Linked DNA regions of Mus musculus: region 2 is linked to region 1. The links are chromatin loops, found by intact Hi-C in ENCODE. Cell type or tissue: left cerebral cortex. All regions are shown on one strand. Each heading gives the region's core, and the rest is flanking DNA. Links, peaks and the distances in the headings are about the cores only. Region 1 holds the start of Tango2 (transport and golgi organization 2). Region 2 holds the start of Comt (catechol-O-methyltransferase).

Evidence for each region. Hi-C counts contacts between places; a loop is a spot of excess contacts. Peaks named below come from ENCODE experiments on the same cell type or tissue, not always from the same donor. Only the 100,000 strongest peaks of a DNase experiment are listed, where the experiment ranks them.
Region 2: it touches region 1 in a loop (6-fold over the local background); 12 of 42 quality-filtered maps call a loop at or near these places.

Annotation. Positions count from the first base shown.
Region 1 is chr16:18,340,417-18,348,743 of GRCm38, reverse strand. It overlaps Tango2 (transport and golgi organization 2), which reads left to right and starts at 4,834. Exons shown (of 9, transcript NM_001359109.1): 1 at 4,834-4,946. It overlaps Arvcf (armadillo repeat gene deleted in velocardiofacial syndrome), which reads right to left and starts at 562. Exons shown (of 18, transcript NM_001272029.1): 1 at 288-562. In left cerebral cortex, for the core only: CTCF peaks have their summits at 761 (motif pointing left) and 3,328 (motif pointing left); DNase peaks (open chromatin) are centred at 3,317, 4,712, 5,314, 5,833 and 2 more places; H3K4me3 peaks cover 4,411 bases; H3K27ac peaks cover 4,319 bases.
Region 2 is chr16:18,421,502-18,429,828 of GRCm38, reverse strand. It overlaps Comt (catechol-O-methyltransferase), which reads left to right and starts at 3,113. Exons shown (of 6, transcript NM_001111062.1): 1 at 3,113-3,473; 2 at 5,469-5,525. Txnrd2 (thioredoxin reductase 2) reads right to left here and starts at 3,412. Exons shown (of 18, transcript NM_013711.3): 1 at 3,270-3,412; 2 at 1-18. The coding sequence starts at 3,384. It overlaps Gm15764 (a long non-coding RNA gene), which reads right to left. Exons shown (of 3, transcript XR_875942.3): 3 at 5,448-8,149. In left cerebral cortex, for the core only: a CTCF peak has its summit at 3,211; DNase peaks (open chromatin) are centred at 3,235, 3,680, 4,260 and 4,882; H3K4me3 peaks cover 2,977 bases; H3K27ac peaks cover 3,539 bases.

The DNA of each region.
Region 1 (8,327 bases), core at 45-8,044:
GCCAGGTTGGACAGAGCCCTGAGGTCATGCACAAAGGGACCCGCCCCCAACCACCCGGGTCTCTGGGGACCCGTCGTGTGCTAGAGCGCGGGTGAGCAGAAGAACCAGCTTCCGAGCCCCACCCAGACCTAAAGTCCGAGCCCAGGACCCTGTCCCTATCTTAGTCCGCATCTCAGTCTAGACACTATACCAGCTCGCTCCCCCAGGACCTACCCCTAATCCTGGCCGGGGCCCGAGTGTCCAGCCCCAGGCCCACAGCCGGACCCCGCCCACCCGGCCGAGCTCACCTGGCGCGCGGCGTGGGCGGCTCCGCAGCGCGGCCTCCGCCCCCAAGACAGGCGTCCCCAGGTCCCCCGGTGCGCGGGGAGCGGCCTCTCCAGCGCCCAGCACCGAAAGTGGCTCCCGGGGCCACAACTTGTGCTTGTGAGGAGGTGAGGGGGGGAACACTCCTCCTCCCCTACTGGAGCAGCCAGCAAGCAGGCTAGCCCTCCTACCCCTCCCGCTGCCCGTGCGCAAAGCGGACCTGGCCGGAGACGAGGCCTCCGCCCCGCCCCATCCAACTGCGAATTTTCCCATTGGTAGAGAGACGCGCCCCGCAACCCGCACCGATTGGATGGATGTGCAGAGATTGCGGCTTGCTGTTGGGTTCCTGGTATTGTCAGTCTTAGCCCAGGTCGGCCCCCTAGCAGAGCAGGCCCTGACACCTGCCCGGAATGCTGTGGCTGCAGCAGCTGCAGGAGGCTCGGAGTTGCCCCCTCCCGGCCATCTTCAGAGGAGTTCTGGGGATAGTAGGCCCTGAGCTGGAACTTGCAGGGCAGGCGGTCACTCCCGGATTCCAGCAGCGTTGTCTCCATCTCCACCCCAAGTTCCCAGGTATCCTGCTGTTAACCGGACATTGAGCGTCGATTCCTTTCTATTGGCATAGAATGGTATTTATCTTACACTCCGCAAGTGTAAAGATAAATCCCATTTTACAGATAGAAAATTGAGGCTTTAGGCAACCAGGGCGTGAACCCAGTCGTTGGACTTCCAGCCTTGGGGGCTCTCTCACTGTCCCCATAACCCCTGCAGCAAGGACGAACAAGGTCAGCTAGGCTGGTACAAAGTGGGGATGGTTGCAGTGATTTTGAGGGCAAAAGCAGACTCTAGAAAAACTAGAGCTTTTTTTCTTCTATGAAGCCTGTATTTACAGAGCCTTTGGGCACTCCCTACAGCTGCATGAGACTGCTCTTTCCCCGGGGCAATGAAAAGCGTCCTCTTCCCGGGAAAGGGGAATTATGTGTTTATCTCTTCCCCACTACACCCTGGTGTCCCGATTTCCTCTGCCCTGCTTTGAGTCTTGGAGAAATATCAAGGAGCTTTATCCACTGCCTGAAAAGATAAACACATATTTCCCTACTAGGTAAAGCACACCAAACACATCTCTGCAGTGACATAAGGCAGTGGAGGGGACCCACGGGGGATGCTGTAACATAAACAGGAGATGGAAGTGCAGACTGTGGAAATGAATCTGGCCTGTGCTTGCTCAGAAGCCTCTTATCCTGAGTGCACTGGAAATGAGCAACTCTTCTGGGCTGTCGGTGTTTCCCAAGGCCCCTTACAGATAGTGCTAATGGAGGCCAGGGTGTGTGTGTGTGTGTGCGTTTGTGTGTGTAGGGGGTCTACCCAGATGGTCATATTTCACCCACCTATGCTGAGTCCAGTGTGCTCACCCAATAAGGGTTGCTTGGTGAAGACAAAGAAAGTAAATGCCTGGAGCAGGAGCTCACTTCTGGGTCGCCTACAATACAAATTGATACCAGGAGCTTTTCAGAGTCAAGGCAGTTGCTACTAATCCGTTGGTATTGCTACTTGAAATGAACACCATTTGGCATCCTGGTATTGAGATATTGTTGCAGCTCTGGCAAGGCAGAGTGAGCAACTCTAAGAAAGCAGAGTCTTCCAAGAAGGTAGCTCTCTCTAGGTAAAGCTGTAACTACAGCTCTCTACTAACTACAGCTGTCTTTCTGGTTAAGTTGCTGTGTGGTGGGGACTCTCTTTCCTCAGTTAGAAGTGGATTTAGTCAATCCAGCTCTACCCTGGCCCGTACTCATCCTGGAGCACCTCTCTTGAAGACCCCATAGCTCTGGATCATACCACTTCCCCATACTTGCTGATGGGACAGAGGCTGAACAGGTTTTTCTCTGCTAGAAGAGGGCAAAAGGGAGACATAGCCTCCCAGTGTAGGAATGTCCCCTTTTAGAGACCTGGCTGCTTTAGAGCCTGATCATCAGCTGCATAGAGGAAATCAGGGTGGATAGAGACAGCTCAGATAGGTTTCAGGGCTGCTATCTTACAGTCTCCTTACCAGGGCCAATAATGAATATCTCCCCCCTTCTCTCTGCCTCTCTGTCTCTCTGTTTGTCTCTCTGTCTTTCTCTCTGTCTCTGTCTCTCTCTCTCTCACTGTGTGTGTGTTTCTTGCTCTGTCTGTCTCCCCCCCCCCCACTCCCCCCCCCACTCCCCCCCCCCCATCCTCCTTATCCATCCAGCTGCTGGCCATTTCTGTAGGGATAGTGCTGGGGAAAGCCACAGAGAGGAAGTGTTTGTCAGGAAGAACTTCCTAACTAGTTGGCACTTAAATCCTAAAAAGGTGTTTACAAAAAGTGGTGAGCTCCCATTCGAGGAATGAACAATGAGCCAGACTCAAATGGGAGAGAATGTCAGAGTGCATAACTATTAAAAAAAAAAAAATAGGGGCAGGAATTGGATCCCCTTCCCCTAATTTGGACTGCCTAGTTGGGCCTCAGAGGGAGAGGGTGTGCTGGGATTAGATGTCCCAGGGTGGGGTGGTACCCAAGGGGGGCTCCCCCTTCTATGAGGAGGAGGGGAGGGTGTAATAGGGGGTTGGATTTGGGACTGGGAGGAGAGGAAGGAGGGGAGCTGCTATCAGGATGTAAAGTTAATAAATAATTAAGGAAAAAATTGGGGCAGAGGTTCAAATCCCCCCCGCCCCCAAAGGGCCACCTGCTGCCTGTGATGGGATTCGAACCACTGTTCAACATGTTCTTACATCTCTCTTTATGGATAGGATTGATGAGAAAGCATATCCAGCCATTGTCCCACTCTGAATTCATGGCTTGGTGCTTTGGGGACAAGCTACTGTGTATCTGCTATATCCCAGACCATGCTCTTTTAGCCTCAAGCCCGTGTCCTGCTTGTCCATGACTACCTCTTAGTCCTGTAGACCAAGTGATCTGGCAGCTCAGATGGAGACAGCTGGCAGGAGCACAGGGTGACTGTGCTAAGCTGGAGGAAGAATGGAAGTGCCTAGCTAGGTCTGCCACCTGCTGGCCAGGAGTCATAGTCTCCGGAGTCTGGTCATGTTTGCAAATGATTTCCTTTAGTTCTCAGGAGGAATGCTGGTGAGGCTGTGTGAGAGAGGGCAGAGCTGTGACTGGGTCTGGCTACAGCCTTGCTTTCGCCTCTCTGAGTTCCAGTTTTCTGCAAAACATCAGCATTGAAGTTTGGGACCATGGCACCTAGATCGTCCAGGCAGCTAATGCCACTTGGCATTTTTTTTTTTTTTTTTTTTTAGATTTATTTATTTTTTTTTTATTATATGTAAGTACACTGTAGCTGCCTTCAAACACTCCAGAAGTCAGATCTCATTACGGATGGTTGTGAGCCACCATGTAGTTGCTGGGATTTGAACTTCGGACCTTTGGAAGAGCAGTCGGGTGCTCTTACCAACTGAGCCATCTCACCAGCCCGGCATTTTTTTTTTAAATCAATTACATTTTATTTTGTGAGTATATACCACAATGCACATGTGGTGATCAGAGAACAACATAAAGGACACAGATCTCTCCTTCCACCATGTGGATCCCAAGGATGGAACACAGGTGGCCAGGTTTGACAGCGAGCATCTATACCCAGGCAGCTATCTTGCTAGCCCTTTATTTTACTTCAAGTGAATAGCTTAACTGCTCTGAGCAATTATATTTACATCTCTCAAGTGGAGTGAATGAGAACTGGGTATCAAGTCAACTGGGTTGAGAGTCTGTAGTACAGTATCATTGTCTTTAATGTGGTTGTGATCCTTGTACTGAGTACTCACTTTGGGGAGGACCTCTGATGCTCCCTCCACCTTAGCGATGGATGCTCAAGCCCCTTACACAACCTGATATTAACAGGTACAGGAAGCCCCCAGTGATTGTCCTGGCCCTGTTCTAAATGTCCCAGTCATTGTCCAAACATAGCTCAAGCATGGTAAATTCCTCATCCTTGGGGGTCTGGACTCACAGAACAGCCTCTGTGACTTCTTAAGGACTATGGAAGGCACGGTGGAGCAGAAGTCCGTGTTCTGTGTTGTTTTTTAGTGCAGGGAATACAATAGATGAGAAGTCAGAGGCCAAGGATACAGGCAGTCTAGTAAGACTTGGAGGCGACAAAGGGAGGGGAGGGCTATCTGGGACAGATGATATGGTCTAGAGATAAAGACCAGGACTTTGTCTAAAGGGGGTGGAGGTGGGTCCAGCGCCTGAACCGGGCGGGGTGCAGGGTCTCACAGAGATAACCCACAGGCTGAGGAGCTGTGGCTGCATGAAAGGACCAGATGCCCACACAGCTCCAGCCTTGGTGCATCGCCAGCCTTGGTGCATCTCCAGTCTTGGTGCAGCTGCGGGGGCGGAGCGCTATATCTCTAAGCGACAGCACATACGGCCAACAAGGCCGCGGTTCTGGGTTCGATGCTCCGCCCTTCGCTGCTGCGCCCAATAGCGAGCGCTCTGGAGGCGGGCCGGGCGGGTTCTGGGCTGGAGGCTAAAGCCCGCGGGTGCGGCACCCGGAAGTCGGCGGCGGCGGAGGCGGTGAGTGTGCAGCGGGTGGCTGGGGCTAGCGGGCTGCGCTCCTGGCGGGGCTGACCCAAGGTCGGGCGCCGGGCTCCTGGAACGCGGTCTGGATCAGGTTGGTCGAGGACGAGGCGGTCCGCCCCTTCTCGTCATAATTCAGTTTTCCCTTTCCAAGGCATTAAATGGAAACTAAACGGCCTGCTGGTTCGGGACTCTAGTCTGACAGACCAGACCAGACTGTCTCTGATAATTGAAAGCAAAACCCTCACGGTACTGGAAGATGTTTCTATTTATCCCTGTCAGGATTGGGTGCGGGGAAGGGTCTCGGCAGCAGGGGCAGACTTGCTGTGTAAGAGGCTAGATTGGCGGGACAGAGAGCTGCATGGTTGTTGCAGGGTGAAGGGCTGCAGTCTCCAGTGTCAAGAATTACTCTGGAGCCTAGTCATGTCGCCCCTCTCACTCTGAAACCTCCGATGGGGCCTTGGGCTTCACAGAATGTCAGAGTAGACAGCAAGTGCTGGGTCATTCTTATGCCTGATATGGGCTTTACTGGGCTGGCGTAGTGAACCCTTGCTCAGAACGGGAGGACATTGCGTGTAGGCTGCATCCAGGCCAGGTCTGGCCCCACTCTAGGCTCATTGGCAGCTGAGGTTTTGCTTGTTTGCCTCTTGGACAGTGGACAAGGAGGCCCTGATGTTGAGATCCATCCATGTACCCTCAGCATCTTTCCTATGTTTCCTTCTGCCCGATAAGTCATGTCTTTAGAGTGCACCCTATGCCCTTGCAAATGCCTTGCTCAGCAGACCTGTCTGCTGTCTGGGCCTGCTGACTACCGTTTTGCCACTACTAAGCTCAGCCATCTTCTATGGGGTAGATGTGACAGCTATAAGGGACAGGTGAGAGACATGTCCTCTAGACAATTTTTTAAGGTAGTTTCATTAGTCCAACCTTGTACATAGTGAAGTAAACTCTAGCCAAGGAGGCATGTGTTTCCAAGGCTGCTGCAAGCCAGGGTGATTGGCTTCCAGGCCCGTGCTTCTTCCCCTTTCCCTGAGACCTCCTGGGTCATGTGGTCTGCTGGAGAGGGTGACTGTTCCCAGATAGAACAGAGCCTCTGCCCCTCCTCCAGATTCCTAGTGTTGCTGCTGGGATGTGAGATGCTGTGGTGCTCACATCTCTTCAGGTTCCCCCACATGGTCCCCAATCCCACATTTTCATTTTACTTTTGTGTCTTTATTTTACTTTAAGTGTTTGGGGGACACATGGCAGAGGGGCCCAGCTCCCAGCTGTCAAGTCAGCAGCCTGAGAATTTCCCCTAGTTTTAAGGACCTAGTCTCAGATCACACCAGGCTTTGATGATGAAAAGAATTCCAGGCTAGCCAGTTTAGGAAGCAGAGTTGGAGATTGTGTTAAAGATATTTAAATAGAGGCTTAAGTATGAAGATTAGGCACAAAAGAGGTGCCCAAAAGAAAAAAGTAAAACATACTTCAGAGCTTGGGCTCGGAGCTTCTCCGCTTCTCTGATGCATCTCATTGAGTGAGGTTTAAAAGTCCTGTCTTATTCATGGCTCCTAACTAGGTTCAAAGTCAAAAGTTCAGCCCTGGGAATAGAGGAAGGTAGGATATCTTACTGTCAACAGTTTTGTTTGAGGTTCTCTAACTGTGTCTGGGAAGAGAGATAAGGCCATACCCAAGATCATATGCATTTTTTTCAGGCCTTAAGTGTATTGTTATCTTAACATAAAATACCTGTAAATGAGGCCAGGCATGGAGGCTCACACCTTTAATCCCAGCACTTGGGATGCAGAAGCAGGCAGAACTCTGTGAGCTTAGTCAGGGCCACACAGTGAGAACTTGTCTCAAAACAAACAAACAAACAAACAAATGTAAAAATATCTGTATATGAAAATCCTGGTAAGCGTCGGCACCCGTAGCACTGACTGTGCTGGGCCACTTGCTTTTTGCTGGCAAACGCATTAACCCTGGTCCAGGAGGAGGTCCTGCCCTTGCTTCTCTTCACGTCATTGGCCTGTGTCTCCACCCTGCCTCAGCTAGATGCAGTCTGATCACCTACTTGCTCTCATATATGGTACCCCTTAGCCCTTCCCTGGATGTGGGTGACCGATCACCTGTACAAAGAACAGGACAGGAAGGCTTGGAGGAGTTCTAGAAACAGAGCCAAGTTTGTTGTTGACACTAGGTGGGGAAGAGCCAGAGTTCGTCCTTTGGTGATGTGTCAGTCAGCTTACAACAGTAGTAACTGTGAGTCTGGCGTGTGTTGACTCAGACCACAGGGCCTGCTTGGTAAAGGGCTCCTGACAACAAGATCACCTCAAGCCAACTTGATTTTTTGAGATAATCTGTACCATTTTCACCTCTTACCTCAACTATTCATTGTTTGTTCTTTGAGGCAATATAGTCTTGATGAGACTAGAACTTGCTATGTTGCCCAGGCTGGCCTTGAGCTCCTGGCTGTCTTATTTCTTGGCCTCCAGGGTGCTGTCAACTTTAATATTCTGTGTGTGTGTGTGTCTGTGTGTGTGTGTGTCTGTGTGTGTGTGTCTTGCTATGTCACCTAGGCTGACATTGAATTGGCCATCCTCCTGTCTCTGCCTCCTAGGTTGGAGGATCACAGGTGTGCATGCTACACCCAGCTCCCCTTTGAGATTTCAAAAGTCATGTATACAAACTTAAAAAAAAAAATGCCTCCATGTCCCAGCAACTACTCCCATGGTATACTGCTGACACTTGTGTCTACTGGCAAGGTGTCTTAGTGCTTGCCTCTATCCTCTCTGGAGAAGCTGTGAGCTAGAGATGGCTCTATAGTTAAAAGCACTTGTTCTTGTTTGTTTGTTTATTTCAAGACAGGGTTTCTCTGTATAGTCCTGGCTGTCCTGGAACTCACTTTGTAGACCAGGCTGGCCTCAAACTCAGAAATCCGCCTGCCTCTGCCTCCCGAGTGCCACTTGTTCTTGCACAGGTTCTGGGTTTGGCTCCTAGCAACCAGATAGCGCCTTCCAGGAAACCTGACATCCTCTTTGACCTTTGCAGGCACCAGGAATGCATATGGTACACATAGGCATGCATGTAAGCTAACTATCAGATGCATAAATAAATTATTTTAAAGATATATTTATTTTATGTATATGAGTATACTGTAGCTGTCTTCAGACACACCGGAAGAGGGCATCAGATCCCATTACGGATGGTTGTGAACCACCATGTGGTTGCTGGGAATTGAACTCAGGACCTCTGAAAGAGCAGTCTTATCCACTGAGCCATCTCTCTAGCCCACCCCGTCCCCTTTTTTTTAAAAAAGAAATGCCATATTTTGTCTGGTTCTAGATCAGCCAGGGCTCCTGTTTCAAAAAACAAACAAACAAACTAAACAGAATATCCTATTTTATGTATTTATTATTTAATACAAAATGAGGTGATAGAAGCCACCTGAGGGCCAGGCCTGTCGCTATTGTGGGGGCAAGGGACAGGCTGGGCT
Region 2 (8,327 bases), core at 203-8,202, 81 kb before region 1:
GATCAAAGCTCTGCTGCCCTGGTGAGGAAGGGAGGAGAGATAAGAAGGCACCAGACCCAGCACCAGACCCACACCTGACCTTGCTCTCGTACCCTCAGTTCTGTGTGGTACAAAGCACTCAGGGGTGACCACACTGTCCGCACAAATAAGACAACAGAGAGTGCCGAGACTTACTGCTAGGGCGTATGTCCATCTTTGCAAAAAACCCCTCCCCAACTCCCAAAAAGAGTCTCAGAACCCAAGACTTCACTCAATGTCCTCAGCCAGACAGAACAAGAACATTTTCATTTAATCTACATGCTTTTCCGTGGTAAAGGTGACTCTTCACTATAGCAACAAAGAGTATATATATATGTAGTCCCTCCCACACAGTCAAGAGTCTCAGGGTTGTTCTCTGACCTCCACATGTGTGCCAGGACCATGCATGTATGCACCCACACCCATGAACACACTAAATAAATACACGAGCCAAATATAAACATAATACTTTTAAATGGCCACACCTTAAGTAGGCAAGGCTGCAGAGAAAACCCTGGACTCCCATACCCTTCAAGGTCACTGGCCTGCACCCCACCACAGGAACACATAGATGAAAGTCACGGGTTTGCAGCTCCACAGCTGAATCTACCCCAGATTCAAGTCCCGAGAAGGCCTGAACAGTTACAAATTATTTAATGGCTTTGATGTGCTCCTAAAAAAGAAAGGAGGCAAGTTGGCGTGAGGACCAGTTTGGCAGGCTTTGTGTGCTTTGTATGCCAGAGGTGGGAGATCCTGTCTTTACCCTGAAGAAGGATCCTACCTTCCATTGCTGATGCCTGTCCTGTCTGTTGCCCGAGTGGGGCTCCTATTGGGTCATCCTGCTCTGAGGCCCTATACTGTACCCTCTGTCTGTTTGCTACCAAATGACTGGCAGGGCTGGCTTATCGCAGGCCACTTGCTTTCCCACAGTGCACACCCAGGAGCCTCCTCTCTGATAAAAACTTAGAAGGCGGCCACAGTGAGAGTTTCAAGGGTCAGTATGAAGAAGGATGCGAGAAGCCTACTGGGGCCCTCACATCCCAGCCTTCACTCACTGTGCTTAGGCCTGTCCTTCTGCCCACAGCTCATCTCCAGAACATGTCTCTGTTTCAACTCTGCCTCAGGACTCACCGTGCTCCTGTTTCAGTTTCTTTCTATCGTCTGGAACAGGGCAGTAGGAATCTAATCGACATGACAAGGTCTAAATAAAGGGCCTGGCTGCTCTGATAAAGGAAGATGGTCTCCTAATGTGTACCTGCCTGCCAGAGAGGCCAACAGCCTTCTTATCCTAGCTCCAGTTTGGATGATACAACACCCTCTCCCACCCCTCAGCTGGAAAACATGGGTATTCCTGCTTCAAAAGGACAGACGGCAGAGCTGACCTGGACTCACAAGTGAACTCTGGAGTCATATGGCGGGTGGCATCTTCCCTAGACCTCACAACATCCTCACCAAAGCAAAGTCCTGAACCCTTGGGGTGTGAGACACGAGTCCTCCAGTCAGTAGTGGAGGACTCTGCCCAGTGGGAAACAAATCCCAAAGCCACAAGGGCTTCCTAGCAGCTTGAAGGGCCCTAGACTTGTGAGCTCAGTGAAGCTCCTGTCTACAGATTTCAACATACTCTTTGGCTTTTATTTATTTTATGTGCCTGAGTGTTCATTTGCACTTATGTCTGCACTGTGGGCACACAGTGCCAGAGGGCAGTGCCAGAGGGCTGTGCCAGAGGGCAGTGCCAGAGGGCAGATGAGGGCACGGGGTCCCCCTCGGAATGGAGTCATCATGTGGGTGCTGGGAACTGAACTTGGAGCCTCTGGAAGAGCAGTGAGTGCGGAGTCGCTCTTGTCCCTCCTTTACAGACATTTTACTGTTATTATGTAGGGTGACGGTACCAATGACACAGAGTGACGGTACCAATGGCACAGGTACTTTGACTGACTTGGGTTTTTTTTTTTTTTATTCCGAACCCCCCGATTGTTTTTTTTTTTTTAACCTCCACATAAATCACTAAAACTACCTCCACCTAATATACAGCACTAGGAGACCCTGAAGAGCCAGAGACCTGGGAGTTAGCAAAGCTACTGAAAGAGCACCCGTCAATCCCTGAGGTCTGTCCCCTAGGTTCCCACCTCACATGTAGTGACTGCTTCCTGGTACTCTCCCAGGTTAGCTTCTGCCACTGAGCCACAAGGCCTCTGCCAACTTCCACTTGCAGTCGGTCTACCTGCCTTGGCCCTGTAGACCAAGGGCCAGCCATTGTACCTTTCATAGCACTGCCTCTGTGAAGAACCCTGGCCTGCCCTTGCTCCTCTCCCTCTATGCTCGCTCCCTGTGGACAGAATTGAGTTCTGTCACTCACATTCAGGGGGCAGTATTAAGGGTGGTCACCATGAAAAGACATAATGGAGACCACTCATGAAACTGATCATACCACTGGGAAACTCTGGGGGAACTTGGCCTATTGGGGGTAGTGGACCCATGTTGAGAGGTACCCAGTTTCCCCCTTTGAAATTAATTACTATCCTGATTTCAGCAATAACGCTTCCTGGTGCAAACAAGTTGTTTCTTCCCCTTCTCAAGAGCCCTGACAAGCACTGGGGCTTGGTTCCACAAACTTTCTAGTGTCTTCTCACTCCCCAAACACTAGGCAGGTCATGAAGGTGCATTTGGAAGCTGAGGAAGGAAGGGCCAACACCTCAAGGCTAACTCTAGCTGCACTGCCAACTGACCATCACTCAAAAAATCAAAATCAAGCCCAAAACAACAAACCAAGGTAGTTCATGACTGTAACCCCAGAAGGCCACGGTCGGTGGCAACTACCTAAGCAGTCTGTGGCCAGCTTGGCTACATGGGGGTGGGATTACGGACAAAAACAAAAAGAAAAAACTAGAACAATAAAAAGAGTTGCTGCACCTAGGAAGTTGTGTGCCAATGGGGTACCTGTGACCATCAGAGCCCTTGACATCATCCCATCACAGCCCTGACATCAGGGCTACGATTAATATTGGGGACACAAATCCCAGAAGACTGGGCTTGCTGCCACCACAGGAGGGCCTCAGGCAAGGCACCGCCAACGTTTTAGACACCTGGGGAAAAAGCAGCCCTGCTAGAAGCAGGTCCCCTCCTAATCAGAACCCTGGCCTGTGTGGGCACGCCCACGCGGACACGTTCCAGGACAGCCCCGCCACCGCGACCCCCTGTGGACACTCGCACAGGCACCCTCTCCGCGTGCACCGCCCACGACCCCACCCTACCTCCCGCTGCACTCGCCGCGCCCCTTGTCCCGCGTGTCAGAGCCCGTGTCCGCGGCCGGAAGCGCCTGCTGGGTCCACGCAGCGCCGCCACCATCGCCGCCACCATCGCCGCCATGGTCCGGGGACCTCAGGCGGTCAGGGCTGCCCTTCGCACTGCCTGAGCGTCCGCGCCTCGGGGTCAGACCTGTGCGCGGCCTTGACGAGGTGAGTGGTGCCCGCCCGGAGCTCGGACTCGGGATCAGAATCTGCATGCACCGAACTGGGACTAGGGTGAAGGGCCCGTACGTGGGAACTGGTTCTGACCTAGGAGAGCGCAAGCCGGCGCTGGGGAATGGGGACACATGTGAAGGGGGTCTGATCTTGGCTGGGGGGTCGCTGAAGGGAGGCAGGTGACCGAACTTGAGTATCAGTGCTGTGGTGGAAGATATGTCCTTCGGTGGGGCTGTGGAGTTGGGCTTAACCTGGATAGAATGTAGCACATCCAGGGCCTGGCCCATTATAAGAGGGTCCGACTTACTTAGTTGTTGGATTGGGATGCAAACCTTAGGGTCAAAGTTACAGGGCTCAGGGATGGTCAGTAGAGTTGGAAGCTGTTGAACAGGGGTTCTTGAGAGAGGCCTTAGGGTGCCCCCGGGTCACTCCTTGCAAAAGAAGTGCTACCCACCCCCACCCCCCCACTCCCAAAGGGACCCCTTGGAGCTCAGGAGCACTAGGGCAGGAGCACTACGGCAGGCTTTGGGTGTGTGCTAAAAAGAGAAAGTCTTCCAGCCAGGGACTTTTGGGGTCCTTGCTGGCCCTCCAAGCCTTGGGAGAACAGTGGGAGCTGCCACGACTTGTGGGAGCTTGTGGTGGGGTAGGGCCCTAGAGGACATCTTGTCACAGAGAAACAGCATCGCCCTAATAATTGGGACAGATTTTACCTAGGAGCTGTAGGGGACCGGCTGAGTCATCTCCATTTGAGCAGAGGTGACAAGTGGGTGTCTTCTGGGGAACAAAGGAGCACAGAATCCATGAAGGGAAGGGAAGAGAAGGGAAGGGTGCTTTATACAGGCTCTTCGTGGCTTTGCTGCTGGGCTAATTCCCATGATCCCACAGAAGCTACAGAGCTGCAGACACTTTGGGGTCTAAAGTTGCTCTAGGGATGCACCCGTGAGCTGTCAGAGATGAAGCTAAAGTTTATATTTTTAAAAGGAGCTTGGCTAAATGTGGCTAAGCCTCCAGTGTGTGCACCCAGTAGAGGATCCTTTTCCAGGAAGGGAGACGTCCTTCCTATTGAACAGAAGTCCATTTTCTGTTCCATGTGAGGGTCATTCTTAAGAAGACAATAGAAAAGTTGGTGTTAGCCACAAATCAGTCTTTTTTTTTTTTTTTTTTTTTTTTTTTTTGGTTTTTCGGGACAGGGTTTCTCTGTGTAGCCCTGGCTTCTTAGAACTCACTTTGTAGACCGGGCTGACCTTGAACTCAGAAATCTGCCTGCCTCCCAAGTGCTGGGATCAAAGGTGTGAGCCACCACCGACCGGCAACAAATCAGTCTTTGCACATTTCTAGATGCCAGGTGCGAGTGTCTTTAGATGGTTGATGAGGAGCAGCCTGGAGGCTTTACCAAGTTGTCCTCTGAGTGTAGGAGGCAGAAGTGTGTGAGCACACGGTTTCAGGCGTGATCATTTCCTGGAGCAGTGTGTGCACCCAGTAGAGGACTTTCCCTCGTGGCCCTTGTAACCGAGGCAGAAAGCTGTCCCCAGAGTATTTGGTGTGTTGAAATCTGACATTTCTGTCAGATTCTCCCTCAAGCTTTCCCAGATCGTAGTGGGATAGGATAGCCGCATCAAGCACTGTTCCCAGCAGGACCCAAAACCATCAGGCTTTTGTTCCAAAGGTCAAGAAATTAGGAAGGAGAAGAATTGTGAACAGTTTGGAGAGTTGTGGGCAGATATTAAAGCCAGATGTAGCATGTGGATATATTTACACGCAGCTTAAAAGATGAAGCAGTGTGTCAGCACGCACCTGTGGTCCCAGCCCTCAGGCAGAAGCGAGAGAAGCATGGATTTTAGGTCAGTGTGCTACATAGTGATTTTCAGGCCTGCCTGGGTTACAGACCCTGCCTTTGGAGACAGAGAAAAAAAACTAAAAACATCAGCACTGTTTTCTCCTTGCAAATGAAGATGTAAGATGGCCTTCTGATGTCCATATTTTTATTAGGGGATGAGAGAGTCCTACCACAGTGAAACTCAAAGTTACAGACATTCTGGCCCATAAGTAAGTACAAGTTTTATTGTTGCTTTCACTTTTTGAAGATTGTCTAAAACCCCCATCAGCCTCTCCCATGTTGGGATGATGTTCCTAAGCTACCGTGCCTGGCTCTATCTGTGTTTGTGTGTGTGAGTATGGGCGAGCGCCTACCATGATGCACATGTGGAGACCAGAGGACTACTGTGGATGTCTTTTCTCGCCTCCTCGTTGCTTGGAGCAGGCTCTTTTCTCTTGTTTACTTCTCCTTATGCTGTGGTAGCTGGCCCTCAAGCTCCTGGGGTTTTTCTTTCTCTACCTCTCATCTCATAGCACTGGGATTACAAACATGTATTACCATGTTTGGCTTTAAGTGGGTTTGGGGATCAGACCTGGGTGATCTTTCCAGCCCCAGCTGTTTTACCATCATTTGAATGCATTAGGAAAACACTATTCTTTCTCTAGGCAGTTTTAGCTTTACCAGCTGTATTGAAGTTTCTTGACTTTTAGCCAACACAAACTGACCCTGGAATAAGGGACTTTTTCCCCTTTTCCTCTTGAGTTTTTCTGACTTCAGAAGGAAAGAACAAAGGCTGGGGAATGTAGCTTCGTTGGTAGAGTGCTTGCTTGGTATGCATGAGGTCCTGGGCTCTATCACTAGCACTTCATTAAACTAGGCATAGTGGCATATGTCTGTATTTCCAGCACCCAAAAACTAAAGCAAGAGTATGATAAATTCAATGTCAACCTCTTCTCCAGAGCAAGTTTGAGAGTAGTGTGGGCTGCATGAAACCTTATCCCTCACCCCCCCACCTCCAAAATCAACAAAGCATGTAAGAAAACAGGATGAAACAGGTAAGTCATAAATCCTCAAAGATAGTGAAGAAGATCAGAATCTGAAATCGGGGCACGAGGAGGAGCAACGTCATGCTTGAGTTCTCAGCGTCTGGGAGGTAGAAACCGCAGGATCAGGAGTTTAAGGCCAGTCTTGGCTACATAGCAAGTCTAAGCCCAGCCAGGGATACATGAGACCCTGTCTTAATAGAAGAGGAAGGAGAAGAAAAAGGAAACCAAGAATCTAATGAGCTACCGTACTTCTCTGTTGAAACACAGAAAGTTACATCCCTTTCTGATAAACATAAAACAGCATTTTGACTTTTTGTACAGTGCTGTGATTGTACCCTGGGGTATACTAACCTCTGAGCTCCTGAGCACAGCCCAAGATTATTCCTGTTTAAAAAAGATTCTGCCAGGCGTGATGGCGCACGCCTTTAATCCCAGCACTTGGGAGGCAGAGGCAGGCGGATTTCTGAGTTTGAGGCCATCCTGGTCTACAGAGTGAGTTCCAGGACAGCCAGGACTACACAGAGAATCCCTGTCTCAAAAAACAAAACAAAACAAAACAAAACAAAACAAAACAAAACAAAAAAAACAAAAGGAAAGAAAGGAAGAAAGAAAGAAAAAGAAAGAAAGAAAGAAAGAAAGAAAGAAAGAAAGAAAGAAAGAAAGAGAAAAAGAAAAAGATTCTAAGCCCAGCGCGGGTGACATGTTCCTTTGATCCCAGGACTCGGGAGTCAAAGGCAGGCAGATCTCTGAGTTCAAGGCCAGACTGGCCAGAGTAAGTTCCAGAACAGCCAGAAATACACAGAGAAACCCTGTCTCAAAAAAACAAAACAAAACAAAACAAAACCACAAACAAAATTTAGGTCCTAGAGAGATGCATTAGGGTTAAGAGCAAATACTGCTTTTAGAGGTCTGTTTGTTAGGACCTATTTCAAGGGACTCGTGACTCTGTAACTCCAGCTCGAGGAGATTGGACACCCTCCTCTGGTCTCCATGAACACTCACACACAAATAGTCACACAGACATATAAATCAAAATAAAAAAGAATTGTAGCTGGACATACTTTTATTTCCAGCATTCAGGAAGCAAAAGCAGTCAAATCCTTGAGTTTAAGGCAGCCTCAGGAACGTTAGGATGCCTTGACCTTGGTGAGAGCAAGGTACACCCAGATTTATAGAGGATGCCCGCATGGAGGGATGATGGCATATTCTTGGATGCTTCTGAGCCTTCAGAGGTCTTTTAAAATTCCTTATGGACCTCTGAGGCCCATGCTTTACTGGTATGAATAGGCAGGCCATTTCTAAGAAAGCAGAATGCTTTTTGTTGTATTTATTTATTTGTTGTTATTTTGATTGTTCTAGACAGAGTTTCTCTATGTAGCCTTGGCTGCCCTGGAACTCACTCTGTAGATCAGGCTGGCCTCCAATGCAGAGATCCGTCGATGCCTTCCAGTGCTGGGATTAAAGGCATGTAACACCACCCTGCCTTTGCATTTTGGTTTTTGTTTGTTTGTTTTAAGGGACAACATGGAGGTTGTTTTGTTTTGAGTCCGGGTCTCTCCATGTACCTTGATAACTTAGAGCTGTGTAGACCAGGCTTGTGAACTTGCTGAAATTCTCCTGCCTCTGCTTCCAGAATGGTAGGATGACAGATGCTACCATACCTGGCCAGCAAAGTTTTCAAGAGGGCTTTGTAAACATTAGCTCAATAAACTCAAACTTAGTTCCTTGAAGCTCTCTGATTCTGGGTGATGGGTCTCCAACAGGACATTCCAGTCAACAGGCTGCCTGAAGTTTCCAATTGTTTCCTGCTGGAAGAGAACAGACCCAACTGCAGCTCTGTAAATAACTGCTACCATGAAAGGAAGTACTTGGGAAGTTTGTTATTGGGAGGCATCAGACAGTGAGAAAAAGACGAATGTTTCAATTTAGCAAAGTATAATTTACTGAATAGTTATGAGTCATGGATAGTTAAAGAGAACTAGTTTC